Regions from separate parts of the Homo sapiens genome. Here all the other regions are linked to region 3. Evidence: chromatin contacts called from ENCODE Hi-C or POLR2A ChIA-PET data. All regions are on one chromosome and are shown on one strand. Each heading gives the region's core, a stretch centred on a gene start or an enhancer-like site at or near the end of the contact. The rest is flanking DNA. Distances are from core to core; before and after follow the strand shown.

What was found. A loop is a pair of places that touch in the nucleus more often than their neighbours do. ChIA-PET counts read pairs that join two places held with the same protein, here RNA polymerase II (POLR2A). Pooled maps may share reads with other maps.
Region 1: a loop to region 3 is called in a pooled map, with 5 times the contacts of the local background. The contact joins the enhancer-like site here to the promoter of LYSMD2 in region 3. A Hi-C loop is called at or near these places in 4 of 37 single-sample maps with no recorded cell type and 4 of 50 pooled maps. POLR2A ChIA-PET finds 5 or more read pairs at or near these places in 1 of 52 experiments (activated naive CD4-positive, alpha-beta T cell).
Region 2: a map with no recorded cell type shows a loop between it and region 3 (10-fold over the local background). The contact joins the enhancer-like site here to the promoter of LYSMD2 in region 3. A Hi-C loop is called at or near these places in 4 of 37 single-sample maps with no recorded cell type and 3 of 50 pooled maps.
Region 4: a pooled map shows a loop between it and region 3 (10-fold over the local background). The contact joins the promoter of SPPL2A here to the promoter of LYSMD2 in region 3. A Hi-C loop is called at or near these places in 2 of 37 single-sample maps with no recorded cell type and 9 of 50 pooled maps. POLR2A ChIA-PET finds 5 or more read pairs at or near these places in 1 of 52 experiments (T-cell).
Region 5: a loop to region 3 is called in a pooled map, with 8 times the contacts of the local background. The contact joins the enhancer-like site here to the promoter of LYSMD2 in region 3. A Hi-C loop is called at or near these places in 7 of 37 single-sample maps with no recorded cell type and 6 of 50 pooled maps. POLR2A ChIA-PET finds 5 or more read pairs at or near these places in 2 of 52 experiments (BJ and H1).
Region 6: a pooled map shows a loop between it and region 3 (4-fold over the local background). The contact joins the promoter of ARPP19 here to the promoter of LYSMD2 in region 3. A Hi-C loop is called at or near these places in 4 of 37 single-sample maps with no recorded cell type and 10 of 50 pooled maps.
Region 7: a loop to region 3 is called in a map of CD4-positive, alpha-beta memory T cell, with 5 times the contacts of the local background. The contact joins the promoter of MYO5A here to the promoter of LYSMD2 in region 3. A Hi-C loop is called at or near these places in 1 of 168 maps with a recorded cell type or tissue (CD4-positive, alpha-beta memory T cell) and 5 of 50 pooled maps. POLR2A ChIA-PET finds 5 or more read pairs at or near these places in 1 of 52 experiments (OCI-LY7).

What each region holds. Positions count from the first base shown.
Region 1 is chr15:52,464,832-52,467,812 of GRCh38, forward strand. The region is part of intron 1 of MYO5A (myosin VA); the gene reads right to left. Among named protein-coding and RNA genes, the nearest start is that of MYO5A, 63 kb to the right of the region's middle. RefSeq lists enhancers at 932-1,687, 1,332-1,621. Within about 2 kb of position 1,465, at least 10 of the 41 ENCODE cell types and tissues checked have a DNase peak (open chromatin) inside an H3K27ac peak, as active enhancers do.
Region 2 is chr15:52,382,097-52,385,148 of GRCh38, forward strand. It overlaps MYO5A (myosin VA), which reads right to left. Exons shown (of 42, transcript NM_001382347.1): 15 at 2,065-2,226; 16 at 995-1,092. Among named protein-coding and RNA genes, the nearest start is that of MYO5C, 88 kb to the left of the region's middle. RefSeq lists enhancers at 1,388-1,447, 1,488-1,717. Within about 2 kb of position 1,300, at least 2 of the 41 ENCODE cell types and tissues checked have a DNase peak (open chromatin) inside an H3K27ac peak, as active enhancers do.
Region 3 is chr15:51,736,291-51,739,492 of GRCh38, forward strand. LYSMD2 (LysM domain containing 2) reads right to left here and starts at 1,365. Exons shown (of 3, transcript NM_153374.3): 1 at 1,060-1,365. The coding sequence starts at 1,332. RefSeq lists silencers at 814-1,023, 1,094-1,233, 1,244-1,683.
Region 4 is chr15:50,763,657-50,766,979 of GRCh38, forward strand. It overlaps SPPL2A (signal peptide peptidase like 2A), which reads right to left and starts at 2,050. Exons shown (of 15, transcript NM_032802.4): 1 at 1,812-2,050. The coding sequence starts at 1,877. RefSeq lists a silencer at 1,625-2,084.
Region 5 is chr15:50,884,306-50,887,346 of GRCh38, forward strand. No RefSeq gene overlaps it. Among named protein-coding and RNA genes, the nearest start is that of AP4E1, 23 kb to the right of the region's middle. RefSeq lists an enhancer at 1-81. Within about 2 kb of position 1,651, at least 26 of the 41 ENCODE cell types and tissues checked have a DNase peak (open chromatin) inside an H3K27ac peak, as active enhancers do.
Region 6 is chr15:52,567,398-52,570,663 of GRCh38, forward strand. ARPP19 (cAMP regulated phosphoprotein 19) reads right to left here and starts at 1,633. Exons shown (of 3, transcript NM_006628.6): 1 at 1,451-1,633. The coding sequence starts at 1,495. RefSeq lists enhancers at 484-1,232, 1,233-1,979, 2,033-2,162 and silencers at 1,333-1,432, 1,503-1,562.
Region 7 is chr15:52,527,068-52,530,129 of GRCh38, forward strand. MYO5A (myosin VA) reads right to left here and starts at 1,813. Exons shown (of 42, transcript NM_001382347.1): 1 at 1,713-1,813. The coding sequence starts at 1,739. RefSeq lists a silencer at 1,463-2,342.

The sequences.
Region 1 (2,981 bases), core at 215-2,714, 730 kb after region 3:
CAAAAGCACATCTTGTACAACTCCTGCTTATGATTAGTCGTTTTCCTAGTTATGTATATATGACTGTCACTCACATTTAGCCTGTAGACAGGATTTATCTAATATACACATAATTGCTTCCAAAATGTCATCCATATTAGGCAAATAGAGACTGTATTGGCCACACTGGGAGTCAGCTTTACCTAAGGGCAGGGGCAAGGAGGGACATTTCACTGGTATTACCTCATTAATGATGAGCACTAGAAGGGAGATTCTTGACCTGGAAACAGCAGCCTTGGTAGTAAGGTCAGGGCAAGATTATTACGGAATTCTATAATGAGCTGGCTTTGAGAGGGCAAATGAGTAGGCCATCTTGCTGCTGGCTGAGACACCTTAAGCAAAAAAGCCCTGTTGGCCTGCATCTTTAAGTGGAAGTGTTAAACTTTGGGCTGCATGATGCTTTCTTATTAACTCCTCCCATGATCCCCTATCCTTGCCCCTTTTATTAAGTGTCCTTTTAGCTTAATTTTAGCCGAGAAAAGCAGCTATGAAAGTTGATCTAGGTTTTATAATTTTGAAAGAATGGTTGGTATAAAATATTTTTCAGAAAAATAAAAAACTTCTGGGTGCCAAAATACATCATAAACAAACCCAAAATACAGGGTGACCAAAAATATATTTGTAAAAAAGCAAAGTCCCTTAATGTATAAAGAACTTTTGCCTGTAGTCCCAGCTACTTGGGAGGCTAGGGCAGGAGGATTGCTTGAATTCAGGAATTCGAAAGTATAGTGCGCTATGATCATGCCACTGCACTCCAGCCTGAGCAACAGAGCAAGACCCTGTCTCTAGAAAATAAATAGAATAAATTTAAAAAGACTTTTAAAAAGAACTCTTACAAATCATTAAGAAAAAGATACATCTTGAGATTTTTTTCGCCCAAGATGGCTGACTAGAGGCTTTTCTAGCACACTTCATAAACTCAGAAGAACCAAAATAGTGTGTAGACAATCATACTTTGAACATATTATCCATGATAATATGTTTGACATGAAAAGCAATGAGTCCAACAGAAAAGCAAAAAGAAACTCCAAAATCTGAGAAGAAGGAAGGTAGGTAGCCCGTATGGCCAGGACCGGCCAAAAACCAGGAGTGAATCCCCAATATGGAAAAGGGTACATATCTCTCTGTGGTCCACTTTCCCACTAGGGAATCGAGCAATCCAGACCACAGGAAAGTACCTTGCCCCTTCTAAGCCCTAGATCTAACATGCGGAGCAGCCAGGAGACTGTGAGAAGGAACTGCTTGAGGAAGTATCCCAGGCATTCCTTCAGACTGGACACCTACAGCAGGACCCTATTCTCTTTCCTAGCTCTTACTTAGCAAGCTGCACCTCACACGCCTGGGAGCTAGCCACAGCAGCAGCAGTCTTTGGCAGTAGAGAGACTCAGGCTGGGGCTTGGGGAACTGAAACCTGTGGGAGGGGCTCCCACAGCCAGAACTGAGAAATGAGTGTGGTATGGGCTCCAGCTGCTGGTGCTGAAACTGGGCTCCCCCCAACCCCACCCATGGACCAGAGGAGGAGAAGTGCCAGAGAGGTGTAGTATTGAGCTGCACAGTGACTCCTATAGCCCAAGACTGCACTGCAGACGAGAAGCAAACTGTAGTGACTAAGTGAACAGCCAGACTGGCTAACATAGTTGAGATGGGGGCATGAACCTTGCCAAGACTGGGGTGTAAGAGGGAAGCAGGTCCCATGTCTGCCAGCCAAGGCTGTGAAGCTAGAACCACCCTCCCTTCCCAGGCTGAGACATCAGCATAACAGTGGTCAGCCCTAACCCAGGTATTTTACCAGAGGCCTAAATCAGGGTAGGTAGCCACTCCCATCAGGGTAGGTGGTCTGAGTGCAGGCCTAGCTAACTTAGCTCCATTCCAGCTTTGCCCCCCACTCCAAGATAGGGTGCAGGATCCAGGCCCCTGGGGGTTCCATGGCCCAATCCACCTTCTGGGACAGCCTGAAGAGCCCACTGCAACAATTAACACAAGAGCACAGCACTTGAGAAAGAGAAGAGCTTCTCACAACTACTGCCCCTATCACCCATGACATCACAGCTGCACAGGAGGTTGTGTGTCTGCTCACTGCCTGGTACGCCACTACAACCAGCATTCAAGAAAGCTACCGCATTAAGGCTATGTATATCCAAGGAAATCATACAAAGTCTTTGTCACTTCATGCAGACAAATGGCCCTACCCAATCAGCATCATAGTCACATCTTCAGATACACAGAAATCAACATATAGGAAGTATGAAAAAGCAAGGTATTATGGCGCCCTCAAAGGAACAAAATAATTATTTGGCAATAGATCCTAAGCAGAACAAAAATCCTTGAAATGTCGATAAATAATTCAAAGTATTGATTTTAAAGAAGCTCAATGAGATGCAAGAGAAATCTGCAAACTAATATAAAGAAAATCAGAAAATCAATTTAGGATGCACATGAGGAATTTACAGGAGACAGATTTCAAAAACAAACAGAAATTCTGGGTCTGAAAAATTATTGAAGGAATTACAAAATACATTTGAAATGCTTCAAAAATAGACTAGACTAAGCAGAAAAAAAGAATCTCAAAACTTGAAGACAAGTCTTTTGAAATAACATAATCAGACAAAAGTGAGGAAAAAAGAATGAATAAAGACATCAAGATATTAGGGTCTACATAAGGCAACCAAGCTTACGAATTATTGGTATTCTCAAGGAGGAAGAAAATGCAAAAAGTTCTGAAAACCTATTTAAGGAAATAATTGATGAAAATTTCCCAAGTCAAGAAAGAGATTTAGACATCCAGCTACAGGAGGCCCAGCAATCCCCAGGAAAATAAACTGCAAAAAAAACTTCACCACAGCATATTATCATCAGACTGTCTAAAGTCAAAGTGAAGGAAAAAAATTTTAAATCGGCAAGAGAAAAGCACACTTAGTTGCCTATAAAGGAAACCCCATCAG
Region 2 (3,052 bases), core at 50-2,549, 650 kb after region 3:
TTGACCATGTTGGCCAGGTTGGTCTCAAGCTCCTGACCTCAGGTGATCCACCCACCCTGGCCTCCCAAGTGCTGGGATTACAGGTGTGAGCCACTGCACCCGGCTGACGGATGCTTTTTCATTTATTTTTATACTATTCTGTATTTCCTGAAAACTGTCTTTACAATGTACATGTATTACTTTTAAAATTAGAAAAATAGGCTGGGCATGGTGGCTCGCGCCTGTAATCCCACTGGGAGGCCGAGTGGGGACGGATCACGAAGTCAGGAGTTCAAGACCAGCCTGGCCAAGATGATGAAACCCTGTCTCTACTAAAAATAGAAAATTAGTTGGGCATGATGGTGCATGCCTGTAATCCCAGCTACTCGGGAGGCTGAGGCAGGAGAATCACTTGAACCTGGGAGGCAGAGGTTGCGGTAAGCCGAGATCGCGTTATTGCACTCCAGCCAGGGCAAGAAGAGTGAAACTCTATCTCAAAATAAATAAATACATACATAAAATTAGAAAAATATTTCTGTTTTGTAAAAAAAACTCCAGAAAAATTGATTCTCCCTTCATGCATGGTATCTGAAGCAGGAGGAGGTGCTGGTGAAAACAGACACCCTCTGATGATTTCAGCAGTGGAGAAGCAGCAGGTAAGCATTCGCCAAACAGCCTTATCCCAGCCAGTGCTGGTTCCACCTAATGCCCAAATGAACAAAAATCCCAGAGAGATCAATTGAAGTAAATTCAAAACAGAAAACAGAACCAGAATGCTTGGTTGACCTCAAGTTTTCAAATCTTCAGATGGCTGCTAATTTACTCTCACATTCTCAAAAGGGACAAAAACTGAAAAAATAATCTACTGACTAGTGGTTTCCCTCTACAAGGCATGAAGACTTACCCAAATATTTTTTTCCTTATAAAAATGTAAGGAAAATATTAGTTTGCTTGGCTGGTTTGGCACTTCTTATAAGATATGTACTTTTTCACTGGGTGGTTCAGAAATACTTACGTGAATGGGAACTTGAAGTCATTAGGCTTGATACAGCGCACATAGTGAGGGGTAGTGGCATTGAGTGTCTCCATAAGCAGGTGCAGGGAGTTTCTGAACTGCATGAAAAAGGGCAGAAGAGGGTATCAAGGCTTTGTCCAAAGTCAAAGGTGAGGTAAAACAATGGGAAATTCCCTTCCTATGACACTAATGGAGAAAACTTTGCCACTTATAAACTTGACCCATCTTCAGAAGAGGAGCTGCCACAAAACAAGAATGCTAGGGCTTTTGGTTAAAATTTGCCTAAATTCTACCATTTTCATGCTTACTCTGCTAAATATAGATTCCTATACTCCCACTCCTTTTCCCCACAGGAAGCTACAGAAACCTGTTATGAGCTTAGTCATATGTAACTAACAATATAACCTTGCTTTAAGGCTATTTAATCACATAAAGTGGGAATTTTGATGGAAGATACTGGAAAACGTAGCAGATGACTTAAAAGAGTATAGGTAATGAATGAGAGAATGACAAAGGATAGGCAGAGAGGAGTTAAAATTAGGGACCTAGGATCAGGACTGGAGGCTGTGGACCTGGGTCAGGCCCTGTTTCTGTCTACACCAGGCACAGGGTCCCATGCACAGGACAGCAAGCTGAGGAGCGCTCAGCCTCCATTCAAAGCCCTACTCCCTGTTCAGGCACTAAGCATGTATGTAACATTTCCCACTCTCAGAGAACATAAGACATCAAAGAAAGGCGAGGGCCCTGTTCTGAAGGAGCTGACCGAGGCACTGTACAAATATAGAGACAAAACAAACAGAAAACTAAGCAAAGATGGGGTGGTCTGAGAGACGATATGCACGAGAGAATTAAGCTGTAGAGAAAATTATTTCGGGAAAGGCTTATGCAGAGTCACAGGTCTAAAACTGGGTGGAGAAGAGTTTTAGTGGATGGTGTCGTATGATCTCACAGTGAAAGCTCTAGGCTCTCCTCACCTGAGGATCCCACCTGGGAGGCTGAAGAGGGAAGATCTGAGGTTTCAGATGAGCCAGAAAGGAAGGAGCGTGGCAGCGGCAGCTCCCTGAACTCACCTGATGCCCCACTGTTTTCTTGTGCTCTTTGGCCATTTGGCCTGGTCTGCCTTTGGTGGGCTTTGCAGGAGTTCGTGTGAGGGGTGTGCGCCCTGAGGAGGTGGCTGAAGTTGGACTGATGGCCTTCTCATCATCTTGAAATAGTTCTGGTAGCATCTTAAACTAAGTCAGAAACAATATAAAGAAATTACATTCTAAACCAAACTTGAACGCAAACCTTCACAAAAGAAATATTACAGAGATTCCCTTCCTTAAGTAATCACTGTCAGAGTCACACTCCAGAAAGAGTCAGTATCTGTGCTAAGAGCCAAGAATATGAGAGGAAGGTGAGGTAAGTGCTATACAAAAATAACACGGAAAAATGCAATAATTCTACAACCATGTCTGGGGGAAAGCAAAGTCAAAACTACTGCACCCGGACTTGAAAACCTAATCCACAGGAAGTGACAAATCTAAACATATTAATGGGCTTGAACTATAATTATTTTACGAGAAAAACAGTAATTGAAAGTCTTATTACCTCAGTTCCACAAACTGTTTTAGCATCAGGTGGAGAAAAACACTAGTCCAAGTTTGCAAGTTATTTATCAAGTGTCTACTCACCTGCTTTATTTGTCTACCTACTAACTTAAGTGCTGAGCACTAACTGAAAAACATCACCGAAAATCTCAGCAGGAAAGGGTCATAAACAAATTCTACAATATTAGAAGGTTTTAAAAGTTATGAATAATAATTTTTGGAAGATAATTCGGGTTACAGAAAAAAAAGTTTAAAACCCTACCCATATCCTGTACATTTGATATTTGTTTTCAAGGGATTTATAACTTCAACAAATAATTCCTGTAATCAATTTTGTGTTCTATCAGGTTAGCAATGTGAAAGATTATTAAAAGATCTGGTACTCAATAAGTAGGTAGATGATATTAGTCAATATGGTTGGGAGAAATTTTATGGAAAAAAAGAGACTTCAAATGAATCCAAAGGAACA
Region 3 (3,202 bases), core at 115-2,614:
TAGCTCTATGTTCACATGTATAGAACTCCCAAGAGGGCAGAATGGGGCTCTCCATGGCATGATAGAGTCAATACATGACTGCACAGCAAGGTCCCTTTCAAAATATTTCAAAGATAGAAGGACCTGATAGGTAAACATATACCGGCTTAAATATGCAAAATACATTCTCCTTCATACTGATGCTCCTTCATTCGGTAAAGGGCCAGAAAGAGTTTCACTTTAAGGGAAAGATATAGATAAGATCCTCTTTCTTCCCATTGCTGTCTAAGGTGCTTCAGGAAAGAACACTGAAAACTGATACAGATCCCAAATGTAAAAAGGCCATCACATAGCTCACAGTTAATTATAAGTAATTTTAATGAAACAATTTGTTCCCTCAGGTTTCCATGTTCTTCCCAGAGGTGTAATGCTATACACCCAAGACACACACACTTATAAATTTGTAATAAACGCAGCCCTCCAGCTCACCACAGTTCTTGGCTGCTGCTTAGCGACAGGTGTCACATTCGCGGTTGCCAGTGAGCCCAGAGGGTGTAATTTCACTTCTACATAAAGAAGCATAATCGATAGAACCAGAACCACCCAGTAGGAACAACTGCACCATTCCTGACTCATCACGGAGCTTGTTTTCACAGACAACAAAATTCACCTCAGTTGGGCTTTGCGTAAATATAGAGTAGTGTGATGGGGCCTGCAAATTGGGTGAAGGTGGTTCACGGGGATGCCAAAGCCCTAGTCCTCTTCGGCCTCCCTCACGCGACAGATCTAGTCTGAGCCTGGGCGGGGCACCGGGAACTCGATGCAGCTACCTAGGGAGGGAGCCCTGGCGGTCCGCCCCTCCCGCTGCAGGACCAGCTTTGGCGACCACTGCGGTGGCCAGCAGCGCGCGCTGAGCGAGCCCTGGGAGCCGAGCCGCCCGGGGACGCACGGCCGTCCCTGCGACTCCCCATCCCCCAAACCCCCACCCGCAGTCCCACCCCCACCCCCACCGCACCCCGAGCCGCACCGCCTCCTGCGCGGTAGCTGCCAGCCCGGGCCGCGGCGGCGCGCCCTGCTCACCGTGACACCGTACTTGAGCGCGATGCCCTGCAGCGTGTCGCCCGCGCGGACCCGGTGCTCCACATGGCGCTCGATGACGCCGGCGCCCAGCGGCGCCCGCACGCTGGCGGTGCTGCCGTACGAGCGGGTCTTGGTGCGGGCCAGGCTCAGCGACAGCTCGGCCTCCTCGGACTCGGAGCCGGAGCGCGAGCGCGGCGGCGGCGAGGGGGCCGAGGGCCGCGGCGCGCGGGGGCCGCCTTCCCGCAGGGACAGTGCGGGCGAGGAATCCGCCATGGGTCCTGCCGAGGCCGCCGGGTCGGGGAGCTTGCCAAGGGGGCGGCGCCTCCTCCTCCTCCGCCGCCGCCGCCGCCTCTTCCTCTTCACAGGGGCTGCAGCAGGCCGTTCCGCGGGGGCGGCGGACGGGAAGCCGAGGCGGGGAGCCGCAGGCCGGGCATGGCGGGCGCCTCCTCCTCTGCGTCCTGCCTGCCCCGGGCGCCCGCGGCACACGCACCTGCAAGGTTAAGAGCGAAAGCAGCTCCCGCCGCGGCCTGCCGGTACCGGGAAGACCCTGCAGAGCGAGGGAGCCGGGGAGCGCTGAAGCCCGCGGCCGTTGGGGCTAAGAGAGGGCTATCTGCAGGCGTCCTAGGCCCCAGGTGGACCCCTGCTCCATTGGCGATAGAGCCCTGGCAGAACCCTGCCCTGGCCACGGCGAAAAAAAAAAAAAGCGTTGCTCTGCCTCCTTTATTGATTCCCCAGCAGGAGCCAGCTTGCACAGACCTTCCAGCTCTGCCAATGCCAAGGGTACTTCCCTCCCCCCACCCCAGTGACCTCAAAGTCCACGTCACAGTAAAACTTAAGATCATCAAACACACACAGACAGCTTCTCCAGGTCCATCTCAACAGCCTCAGAGTCCAGTCCTTTCAACATTGCACTAGGAGGGATAGTGCTTCTAAGGCCTAATGGGTGGCCTCAAAATAACCCCCCTAGTTGTTCGGGTTTCACACTTTGTACACTAGTGCCAATTTAAGTCCTGGCTGCCTCGAAAGGCTGGCCACATACAATTCATTCTCCAGGCTCAGTAGTTGGAATTTACTGTCTGCATTCATCTTCTCTTCGTCAGTTTATTCTTTGACACCCTGAAATCGCATCTCCCTGCCCCGTATTGCTATTAATATTATAACCACCAAAGACCTCTTATCTGTACTCTTCATTTGAACACCGTCTACTCTTGAACACCCTTTCAACACACTGTATTATACACAGAGTGGGTACACATTTACTAGCATCTAGTGCCTGGTTTCTGTGTTATTTTGGACAGCTTTCCAAGAAGAGGTACCTTGTAGGAAGGTCCGGAGCCTGGGGGTTTGATTCGTTGGCTGAAGTTTTGGTATGTTGCTGTGCTGGACAGAGGCAAAGCTAATATTGCTCAGGAGAGAAAGGATGGGAGAGGAGCAAGCTTCCACAACACCATCCCACTCAAAACTCCTACAATGGCTCTCTGGGGACAACAGCATTACTAAAAACCTACATTGGCATTCAAGCTATTATTTCTATTTTTATTATTCATGGTCTGACCATACCCCATCTATAACTCATTCTGTATACTCTACATATTCCTGCCAAACAGAGCCTCTGAAACTGGCCTCCTTGTTCCTACTTTCATACCTTGCATGTTATTCCCTCCAATGGTAACACTCTTCCAGTACCCTCTATTACATTGTTTAAATCTTTAAGGTCTGTCTCAAATGATACATCCTCCATGAGATTTTTCCTAATTCTTCCCAATGGTCCCTTTTTCCCACCTGCCCAACTGTTACTGTTTCTTCTTTGAACTCCAAGAGGTTTGTATTAATACCTCTGGTTTAGTATTTAACTCTCTGTGTTTTGTGTTTGTACTTGCATGTACATGCATGAGCTTGTCTTATCTCCTCCAACAAATACGTGCTCCTGGGAGGCATAACTGGGTCTTACTCATCTTTTTAGCTCCAGCAGTGCCTAGCTCAGTGGAATAAAAAAAAAAATAAATACATAATTACAAGTGGTTGAATTGAGGTGTAGTAAAAAGATCCTGAATGCTAATTTAGATTGTTTAGCATAAGTCTGCCATGCATAAACTTTTGGGTGGTATCCAGTGTGTCCATTTCAGGACCCAAGAGAGAGGCA
Region 4 (3,323 bases), core at 800-3,299, 970 kb before region 3:
GGGAGGCCGAGGAGGGTGGATCACGAGGTCAGGAGTTCGAGACCAGCCTGACCAACATAGTGAAACCCCCATCTCTACTAAAAATACAAAAATTAGCTGGGCATGGTGGTGCTTGCCTGTGATCCCAGCTACTCGGGAGGCTGAGGCAGGAGAATTGCTTGAACCTGGGAGGCGGAGGTTGCAGTGAGCCGAGATCGCGCCACTGCACTCCAGCCTGGGCGACAGAGTGAGACTCCGTCTCGAAAAAAACAAAAACAACAACAAAAAAAGGCCTAAAATCCAGAACGTGGGAGACAGCCTAGATACAATTTAGAACAGGGATGATCTTTAGATTTGTGAAGGCTATGAAATCAAATGACAAGTCTACTTAAGTAGAGTTTTCTGGTGAGAGGGCTCAGGGCCTTTAATAAGAATTTCAATGTGAGTTTATGAGGAACTGATGTATCACTAAGCTATTAATTTATGTTGAGAAGGGATTAGTACGAATGTGATATTCATTCTTAAAATCAGCTCAAGAGATTCAAATGAAAATGAATGCAAAAACACTTTGAAAAGTTTTATATCTAGGTTATAGTTTTGCATACATCTACATACTATCTGAATATCTTTTGGACATAAGTATTATCTGTCTGATTACACAGTAAACACCTTAAAGACTCCGACTAACACTGCTACTTTGTTGCTCTTTTTATATCGAACTCCCCTCCCCCAGCAATTTTTAGATACATTCTCTCAGGTTCCTGATGTTGCCTGTCAAAGTTATGAATACACCAAAAGGCACTTACTTTTTGGCTTAGATTTTGGTTTTTCAATAAATATTAAAGACACTTTTGTATTCACTAATACTAACCCCTTAAACTGGAGAGTCAGCAAAACAGTCTTTCAAAGAAATCACACATTCTAATAGAACGAAACAAGCTTACACGACACCAATTCTGTAATAAATAACATGCGTAAGTTTCCAACCTGAAACTCCCTAAGTAAAAGTCACTAGAAACAAAAACTGAAACACCGGGTTCCTGACACCCCACTCCCACACTGAAGCTCGAATTACTTGAGGCTGAATTTTAAAACACTATTACTTCTCTGTGACTATGAAAACAAATCTATGAACACATATTTCTTACTTACATTTAACCGACGCTCCCCACCCATCCCTTTAAATTAGGCAGAAAACTGAAAACCACTAAAAGCATTACATTTTGGTGTCTTCTTTTAAAAGTTATTTTAAATTACTGCTATTAAAACCCCCCCTCCAAAAAAAAAAAACCCTCATAACAGAATCAAATGAGCCCTAAGGCGAAGCAGGAGCTACAGTGGGGGAAGGGAATTTTAAAAAGACATCCGTGTTAGTGCAATTAAAGTGCAGTCCTCGAACCGCTAAACATACTGGCGCCTTGTATAATTTTTTTTTCTTCCCAAGGGTAAAAAGCGGTAAGAAAGGCTTAGACAATAAAACCCAGAGGTCAATTTTAAATATGCTGGGACAGTGAGCAACTATCGAGAAGCATCAAGGTCAACGCAACCTAAGGGGCTCCTCTGATCTTTTTGCGGTAGGTATTTCGCCAGACTTCAATGGGCGGGAACCGAGTGGGGGGCGGGAAAGTTGGGGGAAAGAGGGTGGAAAAGAGGAGGGTGGAAGGAAAGAGATGAGTAATGGAAAGAGGAGGGGAGGAAAGAGGAGTGCGAGAGCAGGCCGCGGAGGTGCGGGCAGAGGGGAGGCCGGGCGAGGAGTAGGGGAAGGGAGCCCCGGCCTTGGCCCCGGCCCCGCCCAGCCCCTGGGAGGCCTGCGCGCCTTCCCGCCCCCTTACCAGCTGGAGCAGGAAGCCCCAGAGTAGGGCGGCCCCGGCAGGGGACAGCCGCCGCTGCGGCCCCATCGGACTGGTGGGTGCCGGGTGGGACGGCACGGTGCGGCGCAGCTCACTCGGCGGGGTAGGCTCGGAGTCCCGCCGCTGCGCTGCCTCCGTGGCCGGACCGGACCGGACAGGCGCGGGCGGCCGGGCTACGACTGGACCGCCGCTGCTACAGCGGCCGCCACAGCAGCGCGACTTCCTCTTCCGGCCCCGCCCGTAAGATGCGGAAACCCCCGCGCCGGGCTCGGAGAGTCCCAGCGCTCTCCCGGTATCCAGGCGTCCCGGCGTCCCGGCGCTACGAGGCCACCGGCTGCGGGTCTGAGCCTGTCGCTTTCCGGCTGCCCGACTTTAACTCACACCGAAGCCTGGCGGGAGAACGGATTTCTCAAGGCTCGGAAGTGTCTGAGCGTCTGCTCGGTTCCCCAGTAACTACCCGAGTGTTGCATGCAGCCAGAAATCTAAGGGTCACCCTAATTCATCTGCCTGTCATTTGTTCCTGGCCACTCTGACTCACCACATAACCCAGATCCATCCACTTTCTCCAGAACTGCTGCCACCACTCTATCCAGGCCACCAACTTCCCTCTCCTCCAAACGGGTCTCAGTTTCCCCTCCGGACAGCCCAGTAGCCACATAACAGTCCCAGAGCCATCTTTCAAAACATATAAGTCAGATCATGTCTCTCTCTATCACACTTGGAATAAAATAAAAACTTGGCCGGGTGTGATGGCTCACACCTGTAATACCAGCATTTGGATGGCCGAGGTGGGCGGATCACAAGGTCAAGAAATCGAGACCATCCTGGCCAACATGGTGGAACCAAGTCTGTACTAAAAATACAAAAAATTAGCTGGGCGTGGTGGCACGCACCTGTCGTCCCAGCTACTCGGGAGGCGGAGGCAGTAGAATCGCTTGAACCGGGTAGGCGGAGGTTGCAGTGAGCCGAGATTGTGCCACTGCACTCCAACCTGGGCGACAGAGCGAGACTCGGTCTCCAAAAAAAAAAAAAAAAAAAAATCAAAACTCTACTCTAGCCTGCAAAGGTAAATCTGGCCCCTGCCTTCCTGTCTCCCCATCTTCACTACTTTCCCACACTTTAAGGCGCACGGACCTTTGGCCCTCCCGGCCTTTGCTCTGGTGGGCCGCCCGGACTTTGCTCTGGTAGTCCTCCCTGCTGGAGTGCTCTTCTCTCCAAAGCTCAGAATGCCTGCCTTGTTGACATTCACTTATCAGCTTCAATGTCGCTTCCCCAGACGGGACTTCCTGACATACCCAATCTAAAGTACCTGTCCAGTCACTTTCTTTTCTTTTCCTTTCTCTTTTTTTTTTTTTTTTTTTTTTGAGACGGAGTTTCGCTTTTCTTGCCCAGGCCGGAGTGCGATGGTGCAATCTCGGCACACTGCAACCTCCGCCTCCCAGGTTCAAGCAATTCTCCTGCCTCAGCCTCCCCAGTAGCTGGGATTACAGGCGC
Region 5 (3,041 bases), core at 401-2,900, 850 kb before region 3:
CCCAACTTAAAATTTTTCGACTCTACCAGGTGCAAAGTGATATGCATTCAGTAGAAACCATACCTTGAGCACCCATACAACCATTTTGTTTTACTTTCAGTACAGTATTCAATAAATTGCATGAGATATTCAACGCCTTAATATAAAATAACTCTAGGCTAACATAAGTGATCTGAGACTTTTAAGGTAGGCTAGTCTATGATGTTCAGTAGGCTAGGTGTATTAAATACATTTTCCGCTTATGATATTTTCAACTTATGATGAGTTTTTTGGGATGTAACCCTACTGTAAATCAAGGAGCATCATCTGTATGTAACACCTTGCTCTTAGCAGTATAGAAGGACTACTGATGCAATTAATTCTGTCATATGATCTACGTAGTTTTTGAAGTTTTGATTCTCGTTAGTATATTAGTACAGGGCTGGGCGCGGTGGAGTATAGCCTCAGGCTTCAACAGTACTATCACTTCTTTGGAATGTTATTTAGTTTCTTTTTAACTTGATTCATTTTTGATCCCTTGGTCAGTTCCCATAATGCTCTGGATCAGGGCCTGCTTGAATATTAAATTCCCATTGTTTCCTTCTGGGAAGGTCTCTGCTTATCCAATCTGGAGCCTATCTTTCTTCCTTGTCCTGGATCTGGTAGACTATTGAGAAAAGTCCTTACAAAGATTTCCTGGGAACTGGATTTTTAAAATGAGTGCATGTGGGAAAATACTCTCCAAGTGCAAAGGGGACTCTGTTTTTACCTCTACTTATATTTCCAGCTCCTCGGGGAAAATAAAAGTATTACAGGTCAAATCTCTTTACAAGTAGCTCAACTTGACTGTCTAAATATGTGGTATGGAGTAGAGTTTTATTTCATGGATTACTGCTTGCACTAGGTTAGACATAAACTGGGCTGTGGAGAACTTTTGGTTAAATAGAGATTTTCATTGCAAAGGTATTTGTTGTAGAGGAATTTACCCAGTAAACAGATATCTTCCAGCTAATGTTTTTACCAGGCTGATTCAGACCGGGTAGCAGGAGCGGGAAAACACTGTGGACACAGTCTGCTGGCTAGCGGTCAAGGCAGAGGCAAGTCTGGCACAGGCAAAAGTCTGTGTGAAATGTGGACCTGAGTCATGAAAGGAGGGGAAGAAACTAGTATGTGTCATTCTGAAAAAGCTCTTCTTAGGGCTCTTTGGGCTGTAACCACTGCCTCTCTCCATAGAGAGTCACAGGGCCTCACTTGGCTCTTCCTGCTGCATTTTCAGACTTAAAAGGAAGCCACCGGCCGGGCGTGGTGGCTCATGCCTGTAATCCCAGCACTTTGGGAGGCCGAAGCGGGCGGATCACGAGGTCAGGAGATCGAGACCATCCTGGCCAACACAGTGAAACCGCATCTCTACTAAAAATACAAAAATTAGCCGGGCATGGTGGCGCATGCTTGTAATCCCAGCTACTTGGGAGGTGGAGGCAGGAGAATCCCTTGAACCAGGGAGTTGGAGGTTGCAGTGAGCCGAGATTGCGCCACAGCACTCTAGCCTGGCGACAGAGTGAGACTCCGTCTCAAAAAAAAAAAAAAAAAAAGGAATCCACCTTCAGGCAAATTCCCTCCGCCTCTCAAGAAAGATAATAAAACAAAATGGAGAGTCCTCGTCTCTAAAAAACCTGGGTCAGGTTTTGAATGAACGCAGTACCGTGACCCAGCATTAGGGGCTAGGAACGTCCACAGTCACGACTGAGGCTTGCTGCTCTGGCGCCCCCTTGGGCATGAGAGTGGAACTGTATACAAAGTTGCCTAAATCCCCACTGCTGCAGTCCCCAGAACACCACCCAGTGTCTCTTTTTCTAGGCCTTTCTCAGCCTGGAGAGTTTCCTAACTTTTTGCCATTCCCAAGGTTTTTCTCTGACCACCACCAAACCCTTCTCAATCTACTAATTTTTCTAAACAAATTATTTTATCTTTCTAATTCTGCATGCATCTCTAGTCACTAAGCCCCAGAAAGATCCTGTAGCAAGCTGTCAATCAATAATAAATTAGCATTTCTGAAATTCATGAGACTTTTTCTTAGTTTTATTGAAATATATTTTATGTACCATAAGACTTCACCCATTATAAGTGTACAGTGAATAATTTTTAGTAAATTGATAGCTTTGTGCAACCACTGTCACAATCCAGTTTTAGAACATTTCTAACACCCAGAAAATTACTTGTGAGAATGTGCAGTCAAAAAAAAAAGAAACAAAACAAACAAACAAAAAGAGAATTTGCAGTCAATCCTCACTTGTTACCTTCAGTTTCAGACAACTACTGATCTGCTTTCTGTCTCTAAAAATTTTCCTTTCCTGGTCATTTCATATAAATGAAATCATACACTATACAGTTTTTTGTGACTGGCTTCTTTCACTTAGCATAATGTTTTCAAAGTTCACCCATGTTGTAGCATGTGTCAGTACTTCATTCCTTTTTATGGCTGAATAATAGTCCATTGTATATAGATAAACTACATTTTGTTTATTCATTCATCAGTTGATGAACATTTGGGTTGTCTCCAGTTTTTGGCTATTATGAATGATGTTGCTATGAACATTTCTATACAAGTGTTTGCATGAATATATGTTTTCATTTCTCTTGGGTAGATACTTAGTAGAATCGCTGAGTTGTATGGCAAATCTATTTAGCTTTTTAAGAAACTGCCAAACAATTTCACAATGTGGCTGTTCTATTTTATATTCTCATCAGCAATATGTGAAGGTTTTCCCATAACTCCTCCATCACTAGGTATTGTCTGACTTTTTGGTTATAGCTTAGTGGGTGTGTTAATGCTATCTTATTGTGGTTTTGACTTGCACTTCCCTCATGACTAATGATGTTGCGCATTTTATCAAGTGATTATTAGCCATTTACATATCCTCTTTGGTGAAATGTCTATTCAAATGTTTACTTCATTTTAAAATTAGATTATTAGTCTTCTTATTACTAAGTTATGAGTTCTTTGTATATTTTGGATATAAGCCCTTTATCACATACATCAGTTATAAATATTTTCTTTCAGT
Region 6 (3,266 bases), core at 383-2,882, 830 kb after region 3:
TCAAAGAAAATTACATAGCACACTACTGTGCACCAGAAGTTAATGCTAAGTTTGATGTAAGTGTTTAAGGCAAACCACCACAGACAGGGACTTGTTATTTTTGGGGGCTCCTAAATTTCAAGCAATAATGAACACAATACGCATTTTACAATAAGCAGGTGATACTTAATAATACTGTTAAGATTGCAAACTTTAATATTTGTATTTTTGCCCCCAAAATCCATTTTTTTGGTAATGCGTAAATATATCTATTTTCACGGGATATTCTCAAATAATGTGGTAACTTGGACTTTTACCTATGCTATATGTTTTCTTGTTTTTCAATTACTTTAACATCCTAACAGAAGCACCCAACTTAAGAAAAGTTAACACGGTTTTAAGAACATATGGAATGGGCTTAGAACACTAATCCAATTCCCAACTTAATTAGGACATAAGTGCAACATTAAGCAGAAACCCGCACGAAGGTCAAGCAGTAGACCAAAATCGTATTTAACGGCAACACAACCTGATTTGTAAGAAAAATTGTTGATAAACAATTTAGGAGACAAGATACCTCGGCCCTTTCTCACTTCTCGGCCAGTCACACCTGCCTAGGAGGGCAGGGCGGTGGAAATAATTACAGTGGGAGAGACAAACACCAGCCTAGATAAATACAAAGGCTTGATATTCATAATTTGAACCACAGTGACACTCCCGGCCTATTCCCCTACATCAGGAAGACACAAGGGCGTTTACAAAATATTCCTGTTTCCAATAAAACCCTGATTAATTTCGTGAGTAAAATTTTAAAATTCCACCCTTTCGATTTTTAGTCAAGTACCATATTTGAGTCCCATCGACTGAAACCTTTTTGAGCACAGACTGCGCTGCACACTACACCTGACTCACCTCCTCTAGGCCTCACCCCGCCGTGGGAGGCAAGCACCAGTATTCGGCCTTTACAGGTGAAGACACTGAAGGCCGGACTTTACTCACTGACCATGGTTACAAGGGTTGGCCCTGAAATGCCAATCCTGGCCCACATCGCGGCCCGCACACGAGGCACTGCTTTTGGAGTGAACCGCACGCTCACAATACAAGTAGTTGGAGAGTTCTTCAAAGGAAAAAATAAAACTTCCTAACCAAATTGAGGCTTACAGAAAAACTTAGGCTCTACGCCCAAAGCCTGCGTCCTGGGCTCTCGCGTAAATATAAGTGACTGAGGAACACCGCGACCCACGGAGGTGTTACAAAAGGCACGATTCGGAGTAAACGCGGGGCACGTTGGAACTCCCAATTCGTCGGCGCACCAGCCAGCGACGGCGGGAAGCCAAAGGTGGGGCGCAGGAGCCTCGGCCTCATGCGCCTCGGCCCCGCATCTCGGGCGCGGCCCTCCGCCTGGCGGGAGCAGGCCGCCCGCCAGACCCGGCCTTGGGCAGGGCCCAGGGCTCACGCCCCGCGCGCTCACCTTCTGCTCCTCCGCGGAGGCTGCCTCGGGGACTTCCGCAGACATAGTGCTCCCTCTGCAGACGAGACGCCGGGAAAAGATGCAATTAGCGGGTGGCCGAGGCCACCCGGCCGCCGCCCGTCCCAGCTCTCCCAGGGCCCGCCGGGCCGCCTCCGCCCGCGAAAATGGCCGCCGCCTTATGACGACACGGAGCCGCGAAACGCTCCGCTGGCCAAGGCCCTCGCACGCCGGAGCCCGCCTGCCCCTCCCGCACCGCACCCCTACCTACTTGACCCCGCTTCTCCCGCTCGCTGTCGTCCAAACACTTCCTTTTTTCCTTCAAAGGTCGCCGCTCCTGCCTCACCTCACATCCGTTTGTGGCTGCCGAGTGCTTCCTGGGAATTGTAGTTTCTAAGTGGAACCGCCCCTCCCCGCCCTTTCCTGTCCACTCTGGTCCCCTCGTTCTAGGAGCTTTATTTTACTCTTTCCACTTACCCATCCTCGCCTAGTTCTGTTCTCCTCGCTCTCCGCTCTGTAGCCACACAGGCTGTCTTTTGGGCACGCCAAAAGTCTTGCTCCACTCTGCCACGCCTTCACATCTCCAGTCCTACGTCTCTGCCTCAGAACCTTTCCTTCCTAAACCTCTACACTAGGCCAGAGCCACCTCTTAAAGGCTGTCACAGCCCTGTACAGTTCCTCAACAACATGAACTGTATCATTACACAATTGTCGTGACTTTAGGTCACCTTTCCTTCTCAGATAAGCCGCACCAGGGCAGGGATCTCGTCTGTAATTACTTATATTTTACTCTGAGGGTCCAGCACTTCCTAGATATCTAACGAAGGAATTCAGATTCATTTGTCCACTCCCAGGGGGTCCACTCCCACAAGCTTACCGAAACTGCTAGCATTGAGCTCCCCCAATGACCTTTTTATTTGCCAAGTCCTGCGGCTTCTTACTGAATCCTCATTCTACTTGATATCTGAATAGTTACTCGCAATGTTTGTTGGTTCCAACAAAGTGTCCCTCAGAAACTTGGAAATAAGATTGCCCTCTAAAAGTTAAACTAGTAAAAAGCCACAGAAAATGAATGCATTTCTGGGGGCAGGGGAACAATTGAAAGACCCTAAATGCCTGGATAAGGAATTTGGAAACCATCGAAACTCAACCAGGATGTAGAATCTCAGACAGGAAGAATTGCACTGGAATTGCAACTAGAAAAACAAAAAGAGTTAATATTGCACTCCTTTTGGAGAAACGAAGGAAGGCATTTGTCAGCCAAGGAAGTATTGAAAATAAAAGGGTTCAACAGGCCAACTGTTTGACAAAGATATCCCTTAAGAATGTCTCACGCTGGGCTAGCTGAGAAACTGTAAGATCCACGACATATTTGTTCTCCTTCTATACTCACAAAGTAACATACTGAAAATTTGCCTTTCCCTTAAGCAGAACTGCAGAGAGAAAGAAGAGTGCAGTAGTTAGGCCACTGAAGCATTTAACAGTTGTATTTTTATTAATAAATTGACTGACGTTCTAGTATATGTCCTATATCAATGTATTTGTGAACTTGAGTTAAAATCTGATAGACATACACTTAATGATGAAACTCAGCCTCAAGAAAATTGGCTGTGGCTGGGCACAGTGGCTCACTCGTAATCCCAGCACTTTGGGAGGCCAAGGCGGGCAAATCGCTCGAGCTCAGGAGTTCAAGACCAGCCTGGCCAACATGGCAAATCTCTGTCTCTACAAAAAGAAAAAAAACTTTTTTTTCTTTTTCTTTTTGAGACAGAGTCTCAACTCTGTCACCCAGGCTGGAGTGCAATGGCACAATCTCGGC
Region 7 (3,062 bases), core at 563-3,062, 790 kb after region 3:
TGAATTTGTGTTGGGGCACATTCAAAGCCGTCCTGGGCCCACATGCGGCCCATGGGCTGCGGGTTGGACAAACTTGATGTAGAAGTGGAGGGGATGGGCTACACAAAGTAACCAAGGAATGTTTACAGACTGATTATCTCTTCATGTGAAAATGATTTTGATATTTCTTAATATCGACCTCATAAGTTCCTTATGAGGATTATGAGTTCATATTTTTAAAACGCTTAAAACAGTACCTGGCACATAGCAAGCACCATATTAAGTGTTTAAGTTACTTTTAATCAGTTTCCAATTGCATTCGTTCATATGTTAGAGATCTACAATGCCTAAAGAAATTACCAGGTTGAGAGAGAAGTTCCAACTGTACAGTCGTTAAATCTAAAACTAGAAAGAAAGAGGTCTCAGACAATGTTTCATGCAAGCTCATTTCATGGTTGAAGAAATTAATCATATATCTCATATTTGCAGAGAAATTCATAGGTTACAAAAAGCTTTCACAACGATTATTAAGTTTGATTCTCACAACAGCTTGTAAGGGATGCAAGGCAAGTATAATTAACTGCATTTACTCATTAGGAAATCGAACCAGAGATGTTAAGTGACTTGTCCAAGGTCACAGTTAGTAAGTCCCGGCTTGAATCCAGGTCTCTTGATGCCCAGTCTTCTTTCCTCTACAAAACACACTGCAACTTGGGCCCTGGACTTCAGTGACATTTGGAAACAATGATTCCAGTGATTACAGGACCCTAAATGAAAGTTCTGTTGCAAAAGCTAATGTGAAAAGGCAACTCTATTAACTGCATGTAGAAGTAATCAATATCTGGCAAAATATCTACCTACACATGAGTGTACAGTATAAAATGCCATGATTACATATATTCACAAAGGTCATCACAAATCTGCGCAGCACTCAAGTGACAGTTCTCCATAATATGTCATTCAGAGATCGCCAGACCCTGAGTATATTGATGTCAGTCTAAGAAAAGACTGCCACTTCCCTTAAACCAAACCCAGAAGGGAAAGGCTTGCCCCAGAGGATGGTAAAGACATGGAGCCTAACAAGGCTCTGCGGGATTACACGCAGGTTGCAAACTCCCAGCGATAAATGAGTACCGACCCTCCCAGCCGGTGAATCAGCTCGCGTTCATCCGGCAGCATCTTTCCCCGGGGCTCGCCACCCCCAGCGCAGCTAAACTGGGGAGCTAAAGGTGATACGGCCACCGTTTGCAGGATTCAAAATAACCTCACAGAAAGGCTAGCTGGCGGTAGAAGCGGCACTGCATACCAACACAAGACGTTATTTTAAGCGCGTGTCCCCACGAGAGAACCCATCCGATCTACTGGAGCAAGCATCTCCCACCCGCCGGGAATTTTCCAAAGCCAAGCAGGAGGGGAGGCACGCCCGCCCTGCTAAATCCACATGGGCCCCCTTTCCACTCCGAAGCCCGCTCTGCCCCCAGCTCGAGCAGCGCGGCAGGGGCCTGGGAGACCCCCGAGGCGGGCCACCTTCCGCCGCCTTCACCATCTCGCCCGAAAGAGGAAGGTGCCGCAGCGGGCGACCGGCTGGTAGGGCCGAGGGTTCTGAGGCGCTGAAGGGGATGGCGCTGGTGGGGCTCGCCTGGGCCCGGCGCTCCCGCCCCCTCCCCAGCCTGACAGCTGGCGGCGAGGGCCGCACAGCCCCAGTCCTCGACGCCGGCCGCGGGGTGCCTTACCTTTGTGTAGAGCTCCGACGCAGCCATGGCGGGCCCCGCGCGCCTACGCCCCCCGCCTGTGCGGAGGCCGCACCTCGCCTGGGCGGCCGCCCGAGCGGACTAGGAAGCGCCCGCAGCCGCCGGCAGGGAGCAGGGCAGGGCAGGGCCGGGCGGGGAGGGCCGCGCGGGGCGGGGCGGGGCGGGGCGCCTCAGGCGCTGGCCGCCCGCAGGGGCCTCGCCATCACTCCCGGGCTCGCCGCGAGCAGCCGCGAGCGCTCCACCTGCCCGGGGTCCTAGGGGTCGCCGCCGCCGCCGCAGCCACTTCGGCGGCCCGCGATGCTGCCTCCGCTGCCGCCGCCGCCACCGCCGCCGCCCTGTGCATTATGGGAGCGGGAGGAGGCTGCGCTCCAGCGCTGCCACCGCGGCTGCTCTGGGCTCTCTCGGGCTCACGCTGCCTCCCATCGGCTACGAGCACAGAGCATCATCATCATCAGCCTGCCAGCCGGCCCCGCCGCCGCCTCGCGCCCTGCCGAGGCCCGGAAACCCGCCCGGGACGTGAGCCCCGAGGGCGCGGCACACCCCGGGCGCCCCCACCCCGAAGCGAGCCCGGGGCCCTCTGCTGCGGAGCCTAGCTCCCGCGGTAGCGCAGCCATGGCACGGGCTGTTACTGTGTCCGAATAAACGATGGGAGCCTCCAGGCTGCTCCTCCCGTCCTTCCAAGCATTCCTAGGGAGAGGATTTAGGGGAAGCCCTCTTGAAAGACTGTAGAATAACCCAGGACTGTAGAAGAGCCTTGTCAGCAGCAGTGACCCGGGAGATGGGCAATGCAGGACCGGGAATTTCAGGTTAAGGTTGATCACCAAGGTCATTCCGAGCACCTCGATGTCTGCAGCAAAGTCGTCTCCCGATACCAGAGGGCAAGGGCCGCTTCTAAGCTACAGAAACTTAAGTGACTTTGAAACGAGATAGCCCGGGGACAGCCCAGGTGCCTCTTTCCTAGACCTGTGCGTTTGCGGAGATGCAACTACCCTTCTGTCCCAGCCTTCTTCCCGTCCTGTTCGCTGCTGGTGATTGTCGGCTCCATGGTGGCACCTGAAGTTTATCCGGTTGCCACCTGAAAATGACGGAGTACTTACATGGAAAATCTGTATTACAGTTTAACTCAACATCAAAAGGGCAAAGCCGCCCTCACTCTCCTCACGGTGATCCTTGAACATCCAGCACAAGAATGTGGTCTTTCTACTCCCAACCCTGCGCTGTCTTCATCCTCTATCTTCTCCCCACCCTCATTGTCGTTTCTGGTTGAATAATCTTCATTCTTTATTGTTGTCGTTGTTGTTGTTGCTGTTTTTGTTTGTTTAATCCCTGCCT